Regions from separate parts of the Homo sapiens genome. Here region 1 is linked to region 2. Evidence: chromatin contacts called from ENCODE Hi-C data. All regions are on one chromosome and are shown on one strand. Each heading gives the region's core, a stretch centred on a gene start or an enhancer-like site at or near the end of the contact. The rest is flanking DNA. Distances are from core to core; before and after follow the strand shown. Region 1 holds the start of ATP9B (ATPase phospholipid transporting 9B (putative)). Region 2 holds the start of ZNF516 (zinc finger protein 516).

Region 1 (3,763 bases), core at 468-2,967, 2.6 Mb after region 2:
GTCAGATGGTGTTGTCACTGTCAGTAGTTGAGTGAGGGTGAGAAGATGCTGTTGTCACTGTCAGTAGTTGAGTGAGGGTGAGGAGACGGCGTTATCACTGTCAGGTACTGAGTGAGGGTGAGGAGATGGTGTTACAGTGCCAGTGCTGTGAGAATGAGATGGTGTTATCAATATCAGTTGTTGAATGTGGGTGAGAGATGGTGTGAACAGTGTCAGCGGCTGAGAGTGAGGTAGAGAAATAATGGGTGAGGCCATTGTCAATTAGGAGGCCATTGGCGTCTTTTGAAAGTAGTTAGTGTCTGTGGAGTGGCATGTATTCAGGTTACATGAAAAGCAGCTGAGAAGCAAACTGGCAATCAGAGTGGCAGCAACAAATTAAGAATATTCATATTCATAAAGACCATTTTTTATAATGAAAAAGTAATACATGCAGATGGGGGAAGATCACCTGAACCTTGAGAGGTGGAAGATGTAGTGAGCCGTGATCAAAACATTACACTCCAGCCTGGGTAACAGAGACCCCATCTCCAAAAAACAGAAAAGAAAAGCATTTATAAGTTCATGTTGAACAGTGTTTCAAACACATAGACAAAATTTATATGTCATGAAAATGGAATATCAGAAAAACATTGTTTAAAAAAACACAAAGTGAGTAAACCATTAATACGTGAGGTGAGCGGTGCATCAGCTTGCCGGCTTCCAGCTGCAGCGGGTGATGGAGGTGGAAGGGAGCTGTCCTCGGGACAGGAAATGAAACAAACCCAACCAAAGCCGTGTATTCGTTTATTCAATATCGTTTTGCTTTCTTGTGTAGACTGAGGGTGTAAACCTCGTTTCTGACAGTCGCCTATAGGACTTTTCAGCAGGCTGTGGGCCTAGAGGTGGGGGATGTGGAATCAAGCTAAAGACCCAGAACCAGAGAAAGAAGGAAGCAGCAGTGAGGAAGCAGGACAAGAACATCTCGGAAATTCAGCCCGGCGCGGTGGGCGCGCCTGCAGTCGCGGCGCTTTGGGGGCCCGGGCCACGTAGCACGACCCTGCCTGTGAACGCACAGACACCAGCGGTTCCAAGGGCGCGGGCAGGAAGCGGGCACCGAAGGCAGGCTGGAGAAGCGCGGGGCGGAAGCAAGAAGCCGCGCGGCGAGGAGGGCGCGTGGGGCCCCACACAGCCATGGGGCGCGCGTACTACTGGCAGCGCAGGCTCTGGACCGCTAAGGAGGCCGCGCGCGCCCACGCGTGTCCCCGGCAGAGCTTCCAGGAGACGGCTGCGAGGCCCTTCCACCCGCGGACCAGAGCGCGCCGGGTCGAACCACGACCCACGTGCAGGCCCTCGCGCGCTACCGGAAGGCCAGCCTGTGGCGCACGCGCGCCCCGCCCCGCCGATCGGTGACGTCATCGGGCCCGTCACGAGGCGGGGGCGGGGCCTCGGAACGCGACGCCCCCCGTCCCAGCTTTAGCCACTCGTGACGTCATTGCCCGGACTCCACTGCCTCCTGCGCCGCGCTTTTGCCACCCTGGGCACGTCATCGTGCGCCGACGCCAAACGAGGGCGGGGCCTAGGGACGCCACACCTTCCGCGCCGCCGCTCGTTACGTCATCGGACCTCGCCGCTTGGCGGAGGCGGGGAAGGCCCGCAGGCGGCGCCTCAGCCGGGGTTGGCGCTGAGGGGAGAGGGCGGGGAAAAGGTGGCGAATTGAGGGGAAAGTGGGAGGGGCGGGAAAGGGGCGGTCGGAACATGGCGGACCAGATCCCGCTTTACCCGGTGCGTAGCGCAGCGGCGGCCGCAGCCAACCGCAAACGCGCGGCCTACTACAGCGCCGCGGGGCCCAGGCCGGGAGCCGACCGGCACAGCAGGTAACCGAGGCGGCACTGGCCCCGTTCCCCGCCGACGCTCCCCGGGGCCCCCAGCCCACCGCAGGAACCCGGAGCCGGGCGGGTCTGGGGTCGCTACCGGCGCGCCCCATCTGTTCGCTGGGAGCCGGGAGTCCTTGGCGTTCTGAGCGCGCCGCAGCTGTGGCGTCCGCCGGTGGTGAGGGCCGCGGGCAGCTGCCGGGGCGAGCGGCTGCATCCCCGGGACGCCTGGGCCGAGCGTAGGAGCCAGAACGGGAGCAGAGAACCGCGGTCCAGTGTTGAGGGGTGGCTGCTCTCCTAAAGTAAACGGGGATCAAAAGTGCTAACTTCTCGGATACTTCAGAGTCTCCGAAACTTGTTCTTGTAGCCCTGTGAATTGTGAAGGTGACGGATGTAACTTTTAATTGCTTTGTTAAAAACACACTTCTTATTGAAATGACTTCTCTTCGACATTTCGATATCTTTGCTAGGCACACTTTTTGTTTAAACATATATATACAAAGTGCTTTTTGTCGACAAGTAATTTTGCTTTTACGAAAGGGAAATGGGGTATTGAGAACGGTTAACTTGTTTAGTGGGGTCACAGGTTAGCAGTAGAATTAGTGTACAGACCTTTCATACTCGAGATTGCATTTAGCTCATATTTAACATTTCTCATTCAAAGAAAAGAAAATTTTAAAAAGTGTTGCTTCTTATAGTTTTTGAAGTTTTATTCCAGAGGAATTGTCGAAAACATAATTTCACTCAATATGTAGTTGCTTCAGAATTTGAGTTTTTGAATAATTTTTGTTTTCGGCCATTTGAGAGACTAACATATAGCTCAAAGTACATACTGGAATGTTATAACGCTGATTTGAGTGTTTACCCACTAGCGATTTACTCTCGGGTAACTTATTTAAACTCAAGCCATGGTTTCCTCATCTGTAAAATGCTGGATAATATTTTTTCTTACGGGATTATTGGAGATTACAGTAGAACATGTGTAAGGTGCCCTTTTTTCAGTGCTTGGTTGGAAGTGGGTTCTGGTGTTACCTATAACAGTAATTGTGTTAGTAAATCTGTTTAATTTTAGGAGTTCTTTAGTTGGAAATGTGCCACCTGTTTCAAAATAGGTTTCCATCACAGATTGAATCCATTTTTGCCTCATGTACTTTGAAGCACTGTCATGTGGTGCACGCACATTCAAGATTTTTTGTCATCTCGGTGGATTGTTCCTTTCATTGTTAATGTTCCTCTGTCTCTGGTAATTTTCTTTGCTCTAAAATCTTTATTAGATATTGATGTCGCCATTTATGCTTTTTTTTGGATTAATGTTTGCATGGTATTAGCTTTCAACTTACCTATGTTGAATTTGAAGTGAGTTTCTTGTTGGATCTTATATTTTTTATCAACTATGCCATTCTCTTTTGATTGGCATATTTACACCATTTACATTTACGATAATTACTGATATGTTAGAATATAAGTGTGCCATTTATTATCTGTGTTCTGTTTCTTCTGATTCTCATTCTGATTCCTGTTTCTTTTTTTTTTTTTTTTTGCCACTTTTTGGGTTACTTGGACACTTTTTTGGTATCCCTATAGTGTGTTTGAGATTAGGTGTTGGTATAGTTTTTACAGTGCTTGCTCTGGGTATTACAATATACAAATGTGACTTATCACCATGGTGTATTGCTGTATTTCACCACTTCCAGTCAAGTGTGGAAACCCTTCTTTCACTTAGGTCCTCACTTTAAGTATCATGTCCTGGGTATCAGATGGTGTTACAGTTTTTGTGTCAGTCATCAAATATGGTTTATAAAACTCATGATGATAAAGATAGTGTATTGCATATACCACATACGCATATTTCCCCTTTTTCTATTGTTCTTCCTTTTTTTTTTTTTTGAGACAGGGTCTCACTCTGTTCTCCT
Region 2 (3,501 bases), core at 884-3,383:
CCTCCTCTCCTCCCTACCGTTTCATTTAATGGTAAAACAACAGCAGAGCTCTGAAAGTTAGCCATCTGCGCAGAGTTTGCCTTCTTTAAGGAGGGAGGCGTCAGACGATATCCATTTAAATATATTTTGTACTTCCACAAAGGATGGAAAGGGAAATTCACGAAGGGAGTGGAGGCGGAAAGGGAGCTCCGAGAAAGAAGGAGGGGTCATTCCGCGGGGGGCGGGGGGGGGGGCGGGGGCCGACGCAGGGGAAAGAGTTGCTCTCTACACCGAAAAGGGACTTTGACCTTCCATTGATCTCGAAATTCAAAAACGTTTCTTCACAGGTCAGATTGTAACAAACACTCGTTCCTAATTTATGAACTCGCCGTTTTGATTTTATTATTTAAGCATGCGCCAGCAATCGTGTTTCCTTAAGAAAGAACTGACCTATTTTTGGCTGGAGATAAACGATCATGTTAACAGATGTTAATCTTGTAATCTGTTTTTCCTGTAAGCACTTTACCTAGCCGGGTTTCAGACCTTAAAAATAACATCTTTTCCAAAAAGACCTGACGTCACAATTCACTCCCTGAAAAATCACACTCCCCCTCCAGTTTCTTCCCCTGCAATGATTTCAAAGACATTAAATCTTTTCCACTTTATAAATGCTGATCTGTTCTGCCTCTACTCCCACAGGCTCTTATTTGCATTTCAAATTCCACAGGTTACACCAGTCGCCTTTTCAAAAAATGTAAACCAACAATGCAGCAGCAAATGGCTTTTTGTGCATCTGGATTAAATAAAGCACAGAATGAATATATTTAAAAAGAGGGCTGCGCAAGTTGATCTTTGCACACCCGGAGACCCGGTGACTCTTTATCAGCGGAATGAGTAAGACACACACACAGCCCCCAGAGCTCCCGGTCTGCTGCGGGAAGCTTATTAACGCTGATAATAGATGAGGCTGACTTACAGACCCACATTTTTCGGGTAAAAGGCTGGTTCCCTCTGGTCCCTAATTGCGGGGGTCCACTGGCTTTCCTCACCACACACATAAACTGCTGCTTTTAAATACCCCACTCGGCTGCCATTTAACAAACTTATTCATACAAAGTTTCGTTAAAACTTGAGGCGGTTTAATCTAAATACTGATCGTAACTATTCAGTCTGTTAGTTCTCCCTGGAAATGGCAGCGGAGGCGCCTCCCCCCACCTCCCGCCCAACCACACACACCCCACCGCATTCTTCCTTCATACACCCGGGTTCATCTCGCCACCGAGGCCTCCCCCACCCGCACCCGGCGGGGCGCAGCTCCGAGGAGTCCCTGCCCACCCCTCTCCGAGTCGGTGCCAGACCCTCGCCCCCACCCCCACCCCCGCCCGAACTTCCCTTCCAGGACCTCTCACTTCTTTAACGTTAGGGTCACTTAGAAGCTCCCAGCAGACTGGCAAGCAGCCGGGGAGGGGGCCGTAAAAAACAAGGCCACCCCCACCTCCACGCAAACACGTCCCCTAGGCAGCAGCGCGCGGTGCCCACAGGCATCGATCCCATCCGCCAAACCCTTAATAATTGAAGCGGCTCCTCGGGCCCGCAGCCCCATCACCCACCTTCATTAGCCGGAGCGTTTTACTTTAAAGTAAGGCAATTTGCTCTTTGTCTCCTAATGGATGGAGAGCGCATCCGAGCTCCCCTCCTCCCGCGTCGCCTTTGACAAAGTGTACAAAGCCAGAGCCTCTTCCGCGCTCCCACCCCGGCCCCCACCCCGCCCCTCCACTGCGGTAAAAACCACCTCCCGGGCGCTCGCCCCGCCGCCCGAAGTTGCATCTTCCCCTATCCTGGAATTGACGAGCAGAGCAACTACCCACCGGGAAAGCCAAGTAGCCCTCCCCGCGCCCGGGGGGCCCCTCCCCGGCGCACCCCCCTCCCCAGCGCCTCCCCCCCTACCCCCAGCGGCGCACACCAGAGTACGGGGCACGTCGGGGCTCCGGGCCCCGCGCCCACCGCCCGCCCGCGGCCCCTGCGGCGCAGCCCTCCCCCCGCCCGCGGCCCCTACCTTGGCAGGGAGGCGGCGGGCCTGGGGAGGAGGACGCGCACGCCCCGCGCATCTGAAGGTGAAGCCGAGCGCCCGCGGCGCGGAGCCGAGCGCTGCACTAGACCGACCGCGCCAGCTGCGCCCGGGCGCGGGGGACGCGCGAGGGCGCGCGGGGCCCGCCACGCGCCCGGCCCCCTCCTCGCGCCGCCCGCGCGCGCCCCGGACGCGTCCGCCCCGCGGGGGCCCCGGCGCGAGCCGGGCTCGGGGGGCTGCGCGGCACGGGGAGGGGGCCGGGCGCTCACGGCCCGGCGCAGGCCGGAGGCTTCCCCCAGCCTGGAAATGGTCTGCCCTGTAGGAAACGCACACTCCACTATTGTCTCATCAGCACAAAGTTCTGCCACACTGAGGGGACAGTCTGGAGGCTTGCAGTGACTCAGACACAGCCAATTCCTCCCCTAATAGCACTGAATCACGGTTCCAGCGGCCAGTGGTCGCCCCTCGTCAAGGTCTAAGGCTGCTGCAGCCCCGGCTCCCGGAGGCCGTTTCCGCGCGCACACGCGCATCCATACGTACAGACGTGCTCGGGATGCGGGTCCCGCCGGCGGGTACCTGGGCACTGCGCCCCATCTGGACTGAAATGGGGACACCCCTTCGGGGGTCCCAGGTGCGTGTGCATTACACACGGCGTAGCGTGTGCGTGTCACTCAACTTCCTGGTAAATGCCTCTGGGGGTGTTCAGATGCAGGATCAATACATTAAGTCCTGAATCAAGGGTCACAGAGGTCCCGCTGGAAAGACTTCAAACAGCGGCTCTGCCACCCGGCCATTTAAAAATGAAGGGGTTGTTTACCGGTAGCCTCGAAAGTTCAACTCTTATTTTTCTGTTCTTAAAACTTCATTTCTTCACCTCACCTACTCCCCACGAGCAGTAGTTAGTTGTAATAAGTTGAGTCTGGGACTAGAAATCCTAATTTGACTCCAAAACGCTCTCCTGTTACAGGGCAGGGATGGCCGGGGTGGGGGAGGGGAGGGCGGGCGCGCGGGGGCGGGGGAGGGGCGGGTCGGAGCTAGCGAGGGCGAGCGCCCCTTCACGGCCGGTGACGTAGACCCGGGGAGCTGCGGCCTGCGGAGGGGTAACACTATCTTCTCCCACCAGGCTCCTGGCCGTATTGTTCTCCTTCTCCTCGTGATAACTCCGCAGTGGAGGTGGATTCCGTCCAAGACGCCCAACGTGGCTCCGCGTAGCAATCAGCGCTGCAATCCTGGCGGTTACCTCAGCGGCGGCGTCTCTCTCTGCGCCTCACACTCGCAGCCCGCGGCCCTCCCCAACTTAGGGCGTTTACAAAAGAAACTACTCCAGACGCGCTGCAAAGGGAGGCGCATGTGCCCGAAAGCTGGCGATCAGACGGGGGGGGCATTCTGCATGTGTGATGTTTCTGGGGGCGGTGGGGAGTGTGTGTCGGGGTCGGGGGGCGGGGGGGAGTCAG

Evidence for each region. Hi-C counts contacts between places; a loop is a spot of excess contacts on that map. Pooled maps may share reads with other maps.
Region 1: a map of CD8-positive, alpha-beta T cell shows a loop between it and region 2 (35-fold over the local background). The contact joins the promoter of ATP9B here to the promoter of ZNF516 in region 2. A Hi-C loop is called at or near these places in 3 of 168 maps with a recorded cell type or tissue (CD8-positive, alpha-beta T cell and naive thymus-derived CD4-positive, alpha-beta T cell), 3 of 37 single-sample maps with no recorded cell type and 12 of 50 pooled maps.

Annotation. Positions count from the first base shown.
Region 1 is chr18:79,067,677-79,071,439 of GRCh38, forward strand. It overlaps ATP9B (ATPase phospholipid transporting 9B (putative)), which reads left to right and starts at 1,718. Exons shown (of 30, transcript NM_198531.5): 1 at 1,718-1,853. The coding sequence starts at 1,735.
Region 2 is chr18:76,493,109-76,496,609 of GRCh38, forward strand. ZNF516 (zinc finger protein 516) reads right to left here and starts at 2,134. Exons shown (of 7, transcript NM_014643.4): 1 at 2,036-2,134. It overlaps ZNF516-DT (ZNF516 divergent transcript), which reads left to right and starts at 2,231. Exons shown (of 2, transcript NR_164145.1): 1 at 2,231-2,678; 2 at 3,171-3,501. ZNF516-AS1 (ZNF516 antisense RNA 1) reads left to right here. Exons shown (of 2, transcript NR_136504.1): 2 at 1-810. RefSeq lists an enhancer at 1-65 and silencers at 1,164-1,253, 1,954-2,053, 2,184-2,243.